2 separate regions of the Homo sapiens genome follow, and region 2 is linked to region 1. A link is a contact called in ENCODE Hi-C or POLR2A ChIA-PET data. All regions are on one chromosome and are shown on one strand. The core of a region is the stretch at or near the end of the contact, and the rest is flanking DNA. Distances in the headings are between cores, read along the strand shown. Region 1 holds the start of LINC02199 (long intergenic non-protein coding RNA 2199). Region 2 overlaps SEMA5A (semaphorin 5A).

What was found. A loop is a pair of places that touch in the nucleus more often than their neighbours do. ChIA-PET counts read pairs that join two places held with the same protein, here RNA polymerase II (POLR2A).
Region 2: a loop to region 1 is called in a map of chondrocyte, with 2.5 times the contacts of the local background. The contact joins the enhancer-like site here to the promoter of LINC02199 in region 1. A Hi-C loop is called at or near these places in 2 of 168 maps with a recorded cell type or tissue (IMR-90 and chondrocyte). POLR2A ChIA-PET finds 5 or more read pairs at or near these places in 1 of 52 experiments (IMR-90).

The regions. Positions count from the first base shown.
Region 1 is chr5:8,833,834-8,841,147 of GRCh38, forward strand. LINC02199 (long intergenic non-protein coding RNA 2199) reads left to right here and starts at 5,899. Exons shown (of 3, transcript NR_109932.1): 1 at 5,899-6,125. LOC101929307 (a long non-coding RNA gene) reads right to left here. Exons shown (of 3, transcript XR_007058687.1): 2 at 1,533-1,590.
Region 2 is chr5:9,057,006-9,064,271 of GRCh38, forward strand. SEMA5A (semaphorin 5A) reads right to left here. Exons shown (of 23, transcript NM_003966.3): 18 at 5,882-6,100. Among named protein-coding and RNA genes, the nearest start is that of MIR4636, 6.7 kb to the left of the region's middle. Within about 2 kb of position 3,051, at least 5 of the 41 ENCODE cell types and tissues checked have a DNase peak (open chromatin) inside an H3K27ac peak, as active enhancers do; they include IMR-90, where a contact is called at or near this core.

The DNA of each region.
Region 1 (7,314 bases), core at 4,649-7,148:
CAACATCATTAAGCATCATGAAAATGCAAATTAAAGCCACAATGAGATACCATCTTAACCCAGTCAGAATGACCATTATTAAAAAATAAAAAAACAATAGATGTTGGCATGGATGTGGTTAAGGGGGAATGCTTATACACTAATGGTGGGAATGTAAAGTACAACCTCTATAGGAAACAGTATGGAGATTTCTCATAAAACTAAAGGTAGATCCACCATTCAACCCAGCAATCTCACTATTGGGTATCTACGCAAAGGGAAAGAAGTCATTGTATCAAAAGGATAGCTGCATGTGTATGTTTATCACAGCACAATTCACAATAGCAAAGATATGGAACCAAGCTAAGTGCCCATCAACCAATGAGTGGACTAAAAAAAATGTGGCATATATACACCATCGAATACTGCCATTCAGCCATAAAAAAGAACATAAGGTATTTTGCAACAACTTGGATGGAGCGGGAGGCCATTATTGTAAGTGAAGTAACTCAGGAATGGAAAACCAAATACTATATGTTCTCATTTGTAAGTATGAGCTAAGCCATGAATACGCAAAGGCACACTGAGTGGTATAATGGACACTGGAGACTCAGAACAGGGAAGGGTGGGAGGAGGTTAAGGGATTAAAAAACTACATACTGGGTATAACATAAACCACTCAGGTGATGGGTGTACTACAATCTCAGACATCATCACTATATAATTCATCCATATAACCAAAAACCACTTGTACACCAAAAGCTATTAAAATAAAAATATATGTTAAAAATATAAGTAAATAAATAAAGGCATATTTTTAAACTATTCTAACAAGCAGGAAATGACTTGTAAAACACCTCATATTAAATTACATTTTATAGGTTTTTCACCAATCTGGGATTGATTAACCAGCACCAAATGATCAGGAGAAAGAACATGCCATGGAAAAGATATGTCCCCAATACACAAGAAGACACAAACATAACTGTGGCTCACACATAAACTGTAACAGCTACATCTCTATTATTGACGCCACATGCTTGCCAACATTGCCTGTGTTAATCATAGAGATAGCTACAAGGGGTGAGAGAATCAACGCTTGAGAAACCCATGTTAGGCCAGGTGTGGTGGCTCATGCCTGTAATCCCAGCACTTTGGGAGGCCGAGGTAGGCGGATCACAAGGTCAGGAGATCAAGACCATCCTGGCTAACATGGTGAAACACCGTCTCTACTAAAAATACCGAAAATTAGCCGGGTGTGGCGGCGGGTGCCTGTAGTCCCAGCTACTCGGGAGGCTGAGGCAGGAAAATGGTGTGAACCCGGGAGGTGGAGCGTGCAGTGAGCTGAGATTGTGCCACTGCACTCCAGCCTGGGCAACAAAGCGAGACTCTGTCTCAAAAAAAAAAAAAAAAAAAGAAACCCATGTTAAATGCTGCTTTACAATAATACAAAGCATCCATCCACCTAGAGCAATATGTACAGGCTTCCCTACAAGTGTTGCCAAGTACCAAACATAGAGAAGTAAGATATATTAAATTTCAGAACTACTTACCGTGTCCATTAAATCCATGTAGATGTATTTGGGAGCCCAGTCTATGCTGTTTTCTTGCCTGAAATTAAAAAGTGACTGTTTATTCTCACTATGGACCCAGATTACAGTCCTAGTTCCCAGCACAGCAATAGGAGCTGAACAAAATTGCTTGAGGAATTAATACCAAGAGAAATTTTACAAGATAAAATGTAAGCTTGAAATAAATGTTATGTCTTTATGGTATGATCATTAAAATGACAATTTTTACATAGACCATTAAGTGCATCTAATGAACACACATGTGGGAGGACGCACCTGTGCAAAGTCCTCCCTCAAAGTCAGGTACGTGCAGAGAATGTCAACTAGGAGACACAAGCCTCCATTCCGAAAAAAAACAGATGTCACCACAGGGCTTCAGAAGCAATGCTGGCAATAAGAGATGGTTTTTTTACAAACTAAATATTGTGTGTTGTAACAGAATTTTTAAATACATATTTTTCTCACGAAGGTCAGTAACGATGGTGTCTCCAGTAGTAATTCAGTCTTTTGAAACTAAGATAATTAATGCTCAATTCTATTGTCATGCATCTGCTCATCAACCTTTGCAAGGGTTGGGGATCACAGCCTTCTCCTCCATGCACAACCCTGCACCACTCATGAAGAGCTGGTCAGAGGGCCTGGAGGCCAGGGCTCTACTCTGGCACCCACACTGCATTGGAGTGCAGCAGATTTCTGCACTGAGCACCTCCTAGTGATGCTGAGAAAGAGTGAGGCACCTCGGCCCTGGTGGTCTACTGGAAAAACCTCTGCTGGAAGCTCCTGAGGTGTTTGAAACAGAGGTTTGCATTCAAAGTGAATACTGGTAAAGGATGAAGACGACTAAAAATGTCAAATATGAAAGCCAGAGTCATCTTTACTGGTACTGTTATAAAACTGGTGTCTCATTAAAGTCAGAGCAACACGTATACGTATATACATACGTATAAATACATAAATTTATACATATTTAAGTCTAAATGAGAGTCCCAGGAGAGGATTCATCTAACTCATGGTTGCAATAATATTGGAGGATGTCAGGGTCTCACTTTCACTTGTTTCCAGGTGAGGTGAATCATTAAAACATTTCTTTTTTACAATGATGACTCCTCTAGGACCCTCCACCCACCTCCCACCACCATCCTCCAAGCCCATGTGACAAGTTTTAATAGCATAGCAGTGACTAGATTTCCCTAAATGGGATCTACTGACTCATGGACAACAGATGAGAACCCTGTCATCTCAGTCTTCTGTGTAAAAACATCATATGTCTCAAAAAAGACATCCGTTGAAACATATTTAAAATATAATAGAACCACTTGGTAGGAAAAGGCTACTTTCCTGCAATATTGTCATTACTAAATTTTTCAGGTAATTTACTTTTTTGGTTTTGGTTTTGATTTTTATTTGATCAGGATGTGCAACAAGGTTGCTCATTTAGTATTCAGATTTCTGATGACTGGAGAGAGATAATATTTTTATTTTTCATATCCATTTCTTTATGTTTTATGAATGCCCATTCATATCCTTTGTCAATTATTTATTTGTTGCTTTTGCTACTTTTTCCTGTATCAATTTTTAGAACCCTTTGTTAGGTGCATGTAATAAACATTTCCTCCCAATTTGTTCCTTCACTTTCTTTGTTTATTTTGATTGTGTTATTGATTCTAGAAAATATATAATTTTATTGAGTTAAATTTGTTATGCCATTTATGCTTTTTAATCTTTTGCTTTCAGTGTTTATGTATATATTTAATTGTGCCAAGTTTTAAATAGTATTGTCTTCCAGTATTTAATGCATCCTTAAAATATTTGTATGCTGTTAGGTGTCTATTTTTTCCATTGGAATATGGAATTAGTGCAATACTTTTATTGAACAGTAGCTATAATATTATGAAACCATGCAGAGATCTCATACATATATTAAAAACTTTGGTCTTTACATCCTACAAGCCCTGAAAAATCGTTTAAAGTTTTTATTAGAAGAAAGACATGCTGAAATTTGCTTTTAAATCTAAAATACCATTCTCCATGGAGTGCGGAAAACAGATTACAGGATTAAGAACACATGTGTTGTTAGGCTGGACTATCTCCATGTTTTTCTCTGGCATTAAATGCCATCATTCTAAGATGAGAGTCTCAAAAACTGGCTTTTTTTCTTTCATATGAGTTACATGAAGTTAACCAAAAGTTACATTCTGTGGAGACACTTCAGAAAATGCTATTAAATTTTCCAAACATGCAAAGAACAGTTTTGAATTTGTAAGATGTCAGACATTCCAAAAGGCTAACAAGTAAGGGCAAATTTAAAATTGGGTCCTGTATCCAATAAAAATGTCTGTATTCTGTGTATAACGCTTTTCGGGATTATGAGATTTCAAGAAAGTTTACGTGACAATTGCAAAGATCATATTGTGTTGCAGATAAATTTAGGATCTTTATGACCCAGGTGATTGACATGTATATGTACACATTATACATATGTATACATATTTTCCAAAATACATATTTCCCAAAACTAAGAATTTAAATAAAGGGTATTTGCTGAAAGGATGGGGGTTGTGTGGGTGAAAAAAGTATTCTCATTAGTTACAATTCAAAATGGTTTTGTTAATTCTCAAACACACATTCTCCCATTTGGTCAATTATGAAGTGCTGTTCTGTTTATTGCTGTATACCATCTGAAAACTAAAAGGATTAAAACAACAATTTGTGATTGCCTTTCACAGTTCTGGAAGTTTATAGTTCAGTTGGACATTTCCCTCTTGGGTTCCTCCATCAGTTACAGGTAGACTGGGGCCGAGGCTGGAAACATCTCAAGGCCTCTTCACCCATGTACCTGACATCCAGACTGAGAGGTCTGGAAAAGCTGGGGTAGATCAGGAAGGCACCTTCTCCATGTGGCCAATTTGGGATTCCTCAAACCATGGTGCTCTCCAGGTAGTTAGGCTTCTTATTTGGCACCTGGATTTTTACAGAGGGGGTGATCTAAAAAAATCACAGCAAATGTTTCACAGGGTCACAGAAGCTTCCTATAACTTAGTCACAGAAGTCACACAGCATCACCACCACCACATTCTCTTGGTTACAGAGGGCTGGCCCAACTTAGCGTGGAGAGGACTACCAGGAGGCATGGTTCATTGGTGCCACCTGGGAGCGTAGCTACTGAGAGGTTATATTCACGTACTAGAGGGCAGTGGAGACAAGAAAATGTGTCACTAAAGGCTGTCTGGGGACTAAAGAAAGTCCTCATTATTTTGAAGAGGGATGTTTGTTACACAAGGGATCCCTGCTATGGTATGTCATCGAGTGGACACCACACAGGAAGCTAGTTTAACTAAAGAGGGAATTCATTTTTTACATTTAACTACTAACATTTTGGGAGAAAGCAAGAAACAAGATGAGCACTGAGCGTTGTTATTATTATTTGAGATGGAGTTTCATTCTTGTTGCCCAGGCTAGTGTGCAGTGGTGCGATCCCAACTCACTGCAACCTCTGCCTCCCAGGTTTAAGCAATTCTCCTGTCTCATCATCCTGAGTAGCTGGGATTACAGGTGCCTGTCACTACGCCCAGCTAATTTGTTCTATTTTTAGTAGAGATGGGGTTTTACCACGTTGGCCAGGCTGGTCTTGAACTCCTGACCTCAGGTGATCCACCCACCTCGGCCTCCCAAAGTGTGAAGATTACAGGTGTGAGCCACTTTGCCCAGCCTGCATTGTTATTTTTTGTTCACAGAGAGAGTAAATAACTAAAATGCTTCTTCAAGTCGCAGGTTACATTTAATAGCAGAAAAAGAATTTCAGGAACTGTTACTTATTGCCAGGAAATAAGGGGCCAGGTCAATGCTCAGAGCCTACCATACCCTTGAAGATTCCTAGCAATTAAGTGAACTATTAATTTCTGGATTCGGAAACCAGAAACAAAACTTTGCCTTCTTTACAGATAAGGGGGACACTGTATCATCTGCTGTCCGGTGTCAAATGTCACAATGAATGGTCTGTTCTCCCCTGTGAATTTGTTCTGTGGTCATAACTGTATACAGGAATCACTTTGGAATCCTCAAAACCCCCGAGCCTTGTGTTAAACCCCACGAGTATTTAGAGTTTTACAACTACGAAGCTGAATGTCGAGAGAAAAAGACAAAGATTCCAAAAAAATGGTCTCAAAGTACCTCCTTGTTTAAGTTGGCTGCCAGGCAAATCAGCTCATCTCCAGCAGAACAGAAGCCGCCTTTTCAGGGAAGCGTGGCAGCTGCCGGCGAACACAAAGCAGCTCTGTGATGGTTGAAGCCAGCAAAGAAAAGCGCCCCCTCCGAGTGGAATCACAGGAAGGAAACCTCCGTGGGCAGCAGGAGCAAGTGCAATCCCTGGAGACGAGTCGAAGGGGCCCGAGGCCCCGAGAAGGGCAGGATGCGATGCTGGGTGTGTGACCTCAGCCATGGAAGGGCCACCTGCCACCGGGGGGCTGGGCCGTCGGGCCTTTGGTTGTGGAGGGAAAAGAGTGGCCACTTGCTGGAGCTGGGAACGTGCAGTGATGAGCACTAGGACAAGAGGACCGTGACAAACAGACATAGAAGGTAAAACTGCCCGAGTACAGGCTGATCCACAGACCTGTGTCCAGGGAGAGGCCTCAGGATGGATTTGGAAATGCAGGACAGGTTCATGAAATCCTCACACACCTGCCACATACTCAAGGAGGGTGCTGTTTACTTGATTGATTGTGCTGGTCCTGAACATCTGACATGATTTGTGGTTATAAATGGGTGTTTGCCGTTAACTATAAGTATCTTGGAGTAATTTAACAAACAACAATAGGTATTGGGGCAGGTCAGCGCGTCTCCACCTGAAAGACAAAGGAAAGCCGTGAACGCAGGACCAGCAGTTGTGGCTCACGGTGAGAGGTGACAGCGTGGTAGCATCCCTTGCTGGCTCTGGGCGCGTCCTCGGCCTCGGCGTCCGCTCTGGCCGCGCTCAAGGAGCTCTTCAGCCCGCCGCTGCGCTATGAGGGCCTCTCTCTGGGGCTGGCGGAGGCCGGAGCCTGCTCCCTCTGCTGGCGGGGAGGTGTGAAGAGAAAGGCACTGGCTGGAGCCGGCGCTGCGCGCGGCGCTCGCGGCCCAGCGCTTGGGTTCCAGGTGAGCTCCGGCTCTGCAAGCCCCGCACTCGGCGTGGCCGGCCGGCGCCTGCTGGGCTTGATCGGAGACTGAATCCCTGCGTGGACCACCGTTCCCTCTTCGCGGGATTGTTGGCCACCATAGCCGATCTCCGTCTCTTTCTCTCTTCCCCTCTTTTCCTCTTGATTGTCTGGAACTAGCTCCCTCTGGGCTGCCGGATTACCCGGCCCGCCAAGTTCCGCAGCGAGAGCCAGTGAGAGATGATGCCGGCTGGGCTTCTGGGACGGTTGGGGACTTGGAGAACTTTTGTGTCTAACTAAAGGATTGTAAACGCACCAATCAGCACTCTGTGTCTAGCTAAAGGTTTGTAAATGCACCAATCAGCTCTCTGTCAAAACGGACCAATCAGCTCTCTGTAAAATGGACCAATCAGCTGCCTGTAAAGCGGACCAATCAGCAGGATGTGGGTGGGGCCAAATAAGGGACTAAAAGCAGGCCACCAGAGCAGGCCGCTGCAGCTTGCTCGGGTTCTCTCTCTGCTCTGTGGAAACGTTGTTGTTTAGCTCTTTGCAGTGAATCTGGCTGCTGCTTATTGTTTGGGACTGTGCCACCTTTTTTTTTTTTTTTTTTTTTTTGAGACAGATTCTTGTTCTGT
Region 2 (7,266 bases), core at 1,801-4,300, 220 kb after region 1:
ATGTGAAACAAGCCAGACACTGAAAGACAAATAATACATTATTCCACTTAGATCAGGTATCTAAAATAGTCAAACTCATAGAAGCAGAGAGTAAAACGGTGGTTGCCAGGGACTGGGGGAGAGGGAAGTGGGGAATTGCTGTATAGCTGGTATAAACTTCCAGTTATTCAAAATGAGTAAGATCTAGATATCTACTATACATCGTTGTATACCTATACTTAACAATACCGTATTGTGCACTCAAAAATCTGTTAAGTAGGTAGATTTTATGTTGAGTATTCTTACCACAGCGAAAACAAAAATAAAAACAGAGACTAAATGTGCTCATTTCAACGGTTCCATAATCATGCAACATCTAATGATCTCATACCAGGAAGCTGATGTACATAATATATCCTGTGATATTCCAAACAATATTTATTCCTGTCCACATTTCTACCAACATGTAAGCCAATGTGTATGTGATCTAGTCTAATAAATCCTCTCTCACACATACACCAACTGTCCATCTGGTATCATGGTAAATTCTCCTGGCACAGGATCATTTATTGTTAAACAGAGAGAATGGAGCTGTTGTTTGAATAACCGTTTAAGAGAGCATTTGGAACAGAATCCAGTTGCTGAAACATTCCCACTTGGGAGTTCAAATCACAAGATCACACTCTACCTCTACCAATTTCAGCAGTCAAAGAACTGGGGAAATGGATGTTTCTAGTACAGAGGGAACTCAAAGGAGACCTGGAACCACTTCCTTACTCTGTCCGGAAGTTGCTTAGTCTGCAATTGCCCTATGTCCCCAGACCAATTCTAATGCGGTGCTTGCTTTCTGTCCTCTTGACCCTGTCTTTATGTTACAGGTTTCAACCCACATCATGGAGCCATAATGTAGGATATTGATTATTGTACTAACAATTCATATTAGAAAGGCCAAAGCATTTCTAAAATAGACATTTCAGAACACAGATCTTAATGAAATAGCCTTCATCACAAGGGAGCCTGTACAACCTGGTGGGGAAGTAGAAAGTTGCAGGGCCAAGAAAACAAAACAAATGTAAGCCACTGTGGAAGGCACAGCATGTCAGGGGCCTGAGTGAGGCTGAGCCACTAAAATAGATTTTTTTCCCCTGCTATGTGAACTATATTGGACTAAAAAAATAACATTAGTAATAGTAATAATTAAAATAATAAACTCATTCAATATTCCATCTCCATCCTCACAACTGCCCTGGGGGTTGTTCCAGAAATGAAAGACTTGAGGCATAGAGAGGTTAGGTCCTGGGCAAGTGAGTGGGAAGCTGGGGCTGGAACAGTGGCAGGCTGAGCACAGAACCTGACACACAAGCACAGGTTAGGGCTTCCCATAACTCCTCCCATGTTGCTAAAAATCACATAGGAATCTCCTCATGGCTTGAATCATCACCCAAGTTAGCTCAAGAAATACTGGTTCATGGGAAGATCAGACAAACACAAACTCAGATCCATGTTTCTTTCAAGGAATCAAAGCAATTAATTATAGGAAATTATTTTTGATAAAATGAAATTTATACATGAAATAACTTGACAGAAGAGGATAACATTCTTGTTGTAGAGATTCTAGCTAAATATTCCACCCACTACAGTAAGATTAAAAACAATGGCAGTAACCAATGTACAATTGCCAGAGACCTAAATAGCAAAGTAAAAACTAAATAACTAAGATTTGCTCAACAGGCTTCCTGTGTGTGATCAGAGATGTGAAGCCCTTCACTCACAGTCTCTCGGGACATGGGCAAATGTGGTATTGATTCTCCAGCATACTGAGGTCTGGACTACATAGGTTTGCACTGCAGGACAGCTGTGCTCTCTGCTCCTAAGGATCTCTAAGCAGAAATTTCCTACACCAACTGCCCCCTGCCTGGCTCCACTTCAAAGTATGGACTCAAGGACTCCAAGAATGCAAAGGAAGAGAGGGTTCTGAGCACACCAGAGATGCCTAAGAGATTTATCTATAGGACACACAACTGCCAGAATTATTCTTTTGACTCAGAGTCTGTCCCTCCATTAGATTTAGTGTTCCTTCCCCCATAGAATTATTGTTTGCAAAATACAAAACAGAACCATCTCAGTTAAGTCTGATGAAAAGAGTTTGTGTTTACTTCATTAGGTTTTTACCTTCATTTTCTTTTCTTTTTTTTTTTTATACTTTAAGTTTTAGGGTACATGTGCCAAACTCTGAGGTTGCTTTCCTCTTAGCTGAACATTACTTAGCAACAAAAAAACATCTGTTGTCTGTACCTTTGTAGGTCAAAGTCTGGAGTCTTTAAGGCTAAATCAAATATGCATTGAGGAAAAGGAGTGAAGAAGAAATAATTAGCTATTTCTCAATGCTGGCGTAAATTATGTAGGTGAAGGTACTAGTTAGATGGACCCACAGAAGGTGAAAAAAATGATTATTTCAGCATGGGCTTGACTTAGAAACCTTATTATAGTTTATTTATACACATCAGTCTTAGAGGTAAAATTTTTTCATTGATTAATTTAAAATGTGTTTTTATATTCTCTGGTTTATTTTATTTTTATTTTGAGACAGAATCTCACTGTGTCACCCAGACTGCAGTGCAGTGGCATGATCTCAGCTCACTGCAAACTCCACCTCCTGGGCTCAAGCAATTCTTCTGCCTCAACCTCCTAAGTAGCTGGGATTACAGGTACATGCCACCATGCCAGGCTAATTTTTGTCTTTTTAGTAGGAATAAGTTTTTACCATGTTGGCCAGGCTGGTCTCAAACTCCTGACCACAAGTGATCTATCCAACTCTACCTCCTAAAGTGCTGGGATTACAAGTGTGAGCCTCCATGCCCGGCTGATTTATTTTCATATTTAATTTTAATGAGGAAACATATTTTTAAATAAAATACAGTGTCCATTTGTAATTGTCCACTATGAACCCAACAGGGTTAAAGAAGAGTAAATTCACAGGGGAGAGTATCCTGAGTGAGACAGGAATCGGCCTCTAACTGGCTTCCTGGTGACTGTGCAGCTCAGCATTCACACCCCTAGCACTTCCAACCCTCCCTGCTGGGTCATGCCCGATCATATGTTTAGGAATTTCCCAGGCAGGGGAAGCACCACTCAGCCCTGACTCACCCACTGCCTAGTGCAAGGTGACATGGGCCACTCTGAATAACTCCACAACACTCTGCAGAATCTTGGCTTTTAAAACGAAAATGAGGACAGGGTTATTTCAACATATTAAAGTTATGTATACATGGTATTGGCTTGACCACCAAATCAACTAAAATGAGAGCAACCAACAGATCATGTTAATAGAGTGTCTCTGAGATGAGTGGTGACCCTTTGTACTTGTGCACTAGGACAACATCCAAGTGTCTGCAGGAATCTGCACATCCTACCCATGGCAACAAGGATAGGGTCTGGAGCCCAGGGAGACAAGGGTGGGTGGAGGGACCCTGACATTCCCATGACGTCTGCCCCTGTTCCAGTTTATAGCATGGACCCGAATCTAGTGAGCTTGCCCACAGGATTCCTCTCAGCCCCCAGAGGAGGACTCCTTTTACTGGGGCTGTGGGAAAGAACAGTTCAGTGACCTTTCCCAGCCTCTCAGCATCAGCTTGGCTGGGAAAGCTGGGTGGGCAGAGGAGGAGTCTCCTGAGGCTGGAGAAATTCAAGCAGAGACACCCTAGGAGGAGCCAGGCAGCTGATAAGAGCAGAAACATTATTGGGAGCCTCAGCTACAAATCTGGAAACTATATATTTTCAGTTTTATATACATGTTTATTCATCTATGCATTCATCCATCCATTATCCACCCTTCCAAGCACCCAATCCAATGAATTTTCATTGAGTATCTGCTACAAGCCAGTTTCTTGATGTAAGAACTCAGAAAGTTGTATCTACTAGAAATATGTTAATATTCTATGCCTTTAAAAATGTTGTATCCAACTCCAGAATGAGCCTTCCTCCCAATTTCCCATCTCTGCTTGTCAATTTCACCAACTCGTTTCTGTCCCTCGAGACCCAGCTTAAGGGCAGCCTGCTTGCTGTGGCTGCCATGATTTCTCCTTGGTGAAATCCACCAAGGGGCTGGCTCCTTGGTGGATATAGCCACTGCACCTGGTTGTCATAAACTCAGTAGCCAGTGGCCATACTGGGTTGACGCTGCTCCCAGGATGCACTCTCCCTAAACTCTTAAGTTTCTTTCTGACCTGGATCATAACACTGCATCTGTGTATACCCTGTAAACAGTGCACAGTCGGTTACTCAAAAATGTTTCCTGAGAAATGACATGAATGAAGAAAGATCAATTAACCAACTCTTTGTTTCCTCATTATTAAAAAACAATCCCTGATGGGTATTTCTAGTATGTGCCAGGCCCCTGCTGGGAGCTAAGGTTGCTGCCATGAGTGAGACCAGGCCAGGAGTCCCTGTCCTCATGGAGCTTCAGACAAAAGTCAAGGCAGCCTCCCCAGTCACAGATCAGCCCTCAGGATGGCCATGACGTGTGGGCTGAAGACTTTCCGTGGGTTCTGGACAGGAGAGCAGGAAGTGGGAAGTTCTGGTGGAAGTGTTTTAGGTGCTAGGGACCCTGAGCTGCGGCAGGAGAAAGGCAGAAACAGGGGCTTGAATATTAAAGGGAAAGATGGAGGAGTGTTTCAGGCATTGTCAGAGCAAAAGCCCTGGGCGGGGGCTCTTTCGGCTCATTTTCATGACTCTGTGCTTGCTTGGGAATTCAGTGGAATGAAAAGCCAGGCCCCAGGAAGAAGACCCAGAAAAACAGCTCTGCTAGGCCCACAGGAGAGAAGAGTTTGCGTCTTTGGAGGACTTAATTAATGAGGTAGACCTTTTGTGACAGAAGACATGAGGACCAAGAACTGGCTTGGCAGGCCCAGGGTCCAGGGGTTGCATGTTTGATACCCGTGACCCTGGATGACCACCTGATGGTACATGGAGGCCATGTGGGGGAGGGCTGGGTCCATCAGTGGCCCAGGAAGGGATCAGCCTCCAGAAGGAGCTGATGGTCACTCCAAAGGCCCCAGATATTTCAGACCACATTAGAAAGGCCGGCTTTTCCATCAGGCACAACAACTAGAGTCCATATCCTTCGAGTAGCTCATAGGAAAGTTTTAGTTCCTTTTACAATCAGAAGAAAAAAACATGAACACAATCTAGCCTAGATGATGTCTTTCCCCAATGCATTAGGGAGTGGGGGGCCCCTGCAGACAAATGTGCCCAGGGCCCAGGGAGGTCCCACTGTGGCCCGGCCTATCAGATCTTTTTATACAGACAACTAAAGTTGCATGCTTGTCTGAAAGGAGGGCTGAGAGAATGGTCTTAATATTGCTTGGAATGATTTAGGATTTGGTTTCAGGTCTGCTGGGAGAAGGGGTTTCTTTTTCTTTCCTTTTTCCACTCTGGGCTAATCCAACAGGTGATGACATCACACAAGACATTTATTTATTTGTTTGTTTATTTACTTTTGAGACAAGGTCTCGCTCTGTTACCCAGGGTGGAGTGCAGTGGCCTGATGATGGCTCACTGTAGTCTTGATCTCCTGGACTACAGAAATCCTCCCAACTCAGCCTCCAGAATGACTGGGACTACAGGCGTGCACTAACATACTTGGCTAATTTTTGTATTTTTCGTAGGGATGAGGTCTGGCTATATTGCCCAGCCTTGAGTTCTTAGGCTCAAGTGATTCCCCCTCTCTGGCCTCACAAAGTGCTGGGATTACCAGCATGAGCAACCACGCATAGCCAAGACATTTATTAAGAACACAGATCTCAAACACGAAGCCAGGGAGCTGCGTGAGGCCTGGTAAATTAGAAGACTCTCCAAGGCCCTTGAGTTTTCAGATGTTTTGTAGACTACACAATCCACTTACCTGGGCAGGGCAAAATGTTGCATTCCTGGTATTCCAGAGATGGGCCAAGGCAAGGCATTCCCCCATACTTGGGTTCGGGGTTGTTGCAAACACGCTTCCGGTTCCGAATGCCCCTGCTGCAGTCACGGCTGCACTGTGACCACGACGTCCAGGCTGACCAAGCCCCGTTGACCGTGTGGGCAGAGTATCTCCCAGCACGCAGGAAATCCCCAGAAAGCCCTGCCAAGGAAACAGGTGAAGTGTGATTCTGTTACAAGTTTCAGAGGAACTACAGTCCATGCTGACTTTCATTCTGTATCTGCTGTCTGCCTTATTTCTAGAACTACCCTCTCACATTCCGTTGAGCTCTTTTTACACTTCAGTAGCCAAAAATCAGTGGTGTGATAGCCTCTTATCTCTCAAGCTTGTTTCCTGCAATTACTATGAAATAAGGTTGAAATTAAGAACTCCATGTGAATGTGGTGAACCTTTACACAGTAAATAATAGATTCTATATAGGTAGTTCGTTTACTTTTTGAAGACACTTCTTACAAAGAAAACACAACTTTCTCACTTTCCTTGGGAATTCTACAACAAACTGCCCTCAGACACAATGGGTAGAGCCTGCCCTCAAGGACCTCCATCTGGAGGAAGGGAAACATAATTCAGACATTTTCTAAACCTATTCTTTCAGCTGTTAACCTTTCAAAGGTGAATTAATGCTGGTAAAAGGGGCCAAGTCAACTGCTTCTGGATCACAGGCCTGAGAAACTCCTGTCTGCTCTGTGGAACTCATGCCCTAGAACTGAACACAGCACTGAGTGACATTGGCAAACGTTTCTATGAAGTTTAGAGCACACTACCTAACAAAATGTGTTTCCCAAGGAGCCAAGAGAGGCAGCAGCAGCAGCAGGTGGGCTGTGGGGTGAGTGGGGAGTTGCTGTGGCAGGAATCACAGCCAACAGGCTTTGAGGACATATTGTGGGTGATGTGTACAGTGAGCACTTTCACTTGTTAAGTCACGTAATTAGCCATAGTCAAAATTTTATGAAAATGTCTTCCCACTCACAATACTAAAAAGTATTCAATAATTTTCTCAAATGTAGGCAATGTGACACAAGCTTTAACAAATAACTCTAAAAGTATGCAGTAAAGTTCCGGGGAAGTGTGCTCAGAAGACAAGTGTGCCAACAGCTCTCAGTGTTGTTAAGCAACTCTGTTGTTTACTTAGAAAATCTGTTTCTGAAAGGATGGCAGCATACTCTTCAGAGAAATTGAATTAGAATTGTCTGTCTGTGATAAATTAGTATTCTGTGGTGAATCAATAAAGAAAAACTATGCACAAATCAAGCCTCATTTTATGTGGTCAGAGGAAAATGAGTCCCATTTTGTGTTTTCAAGATATC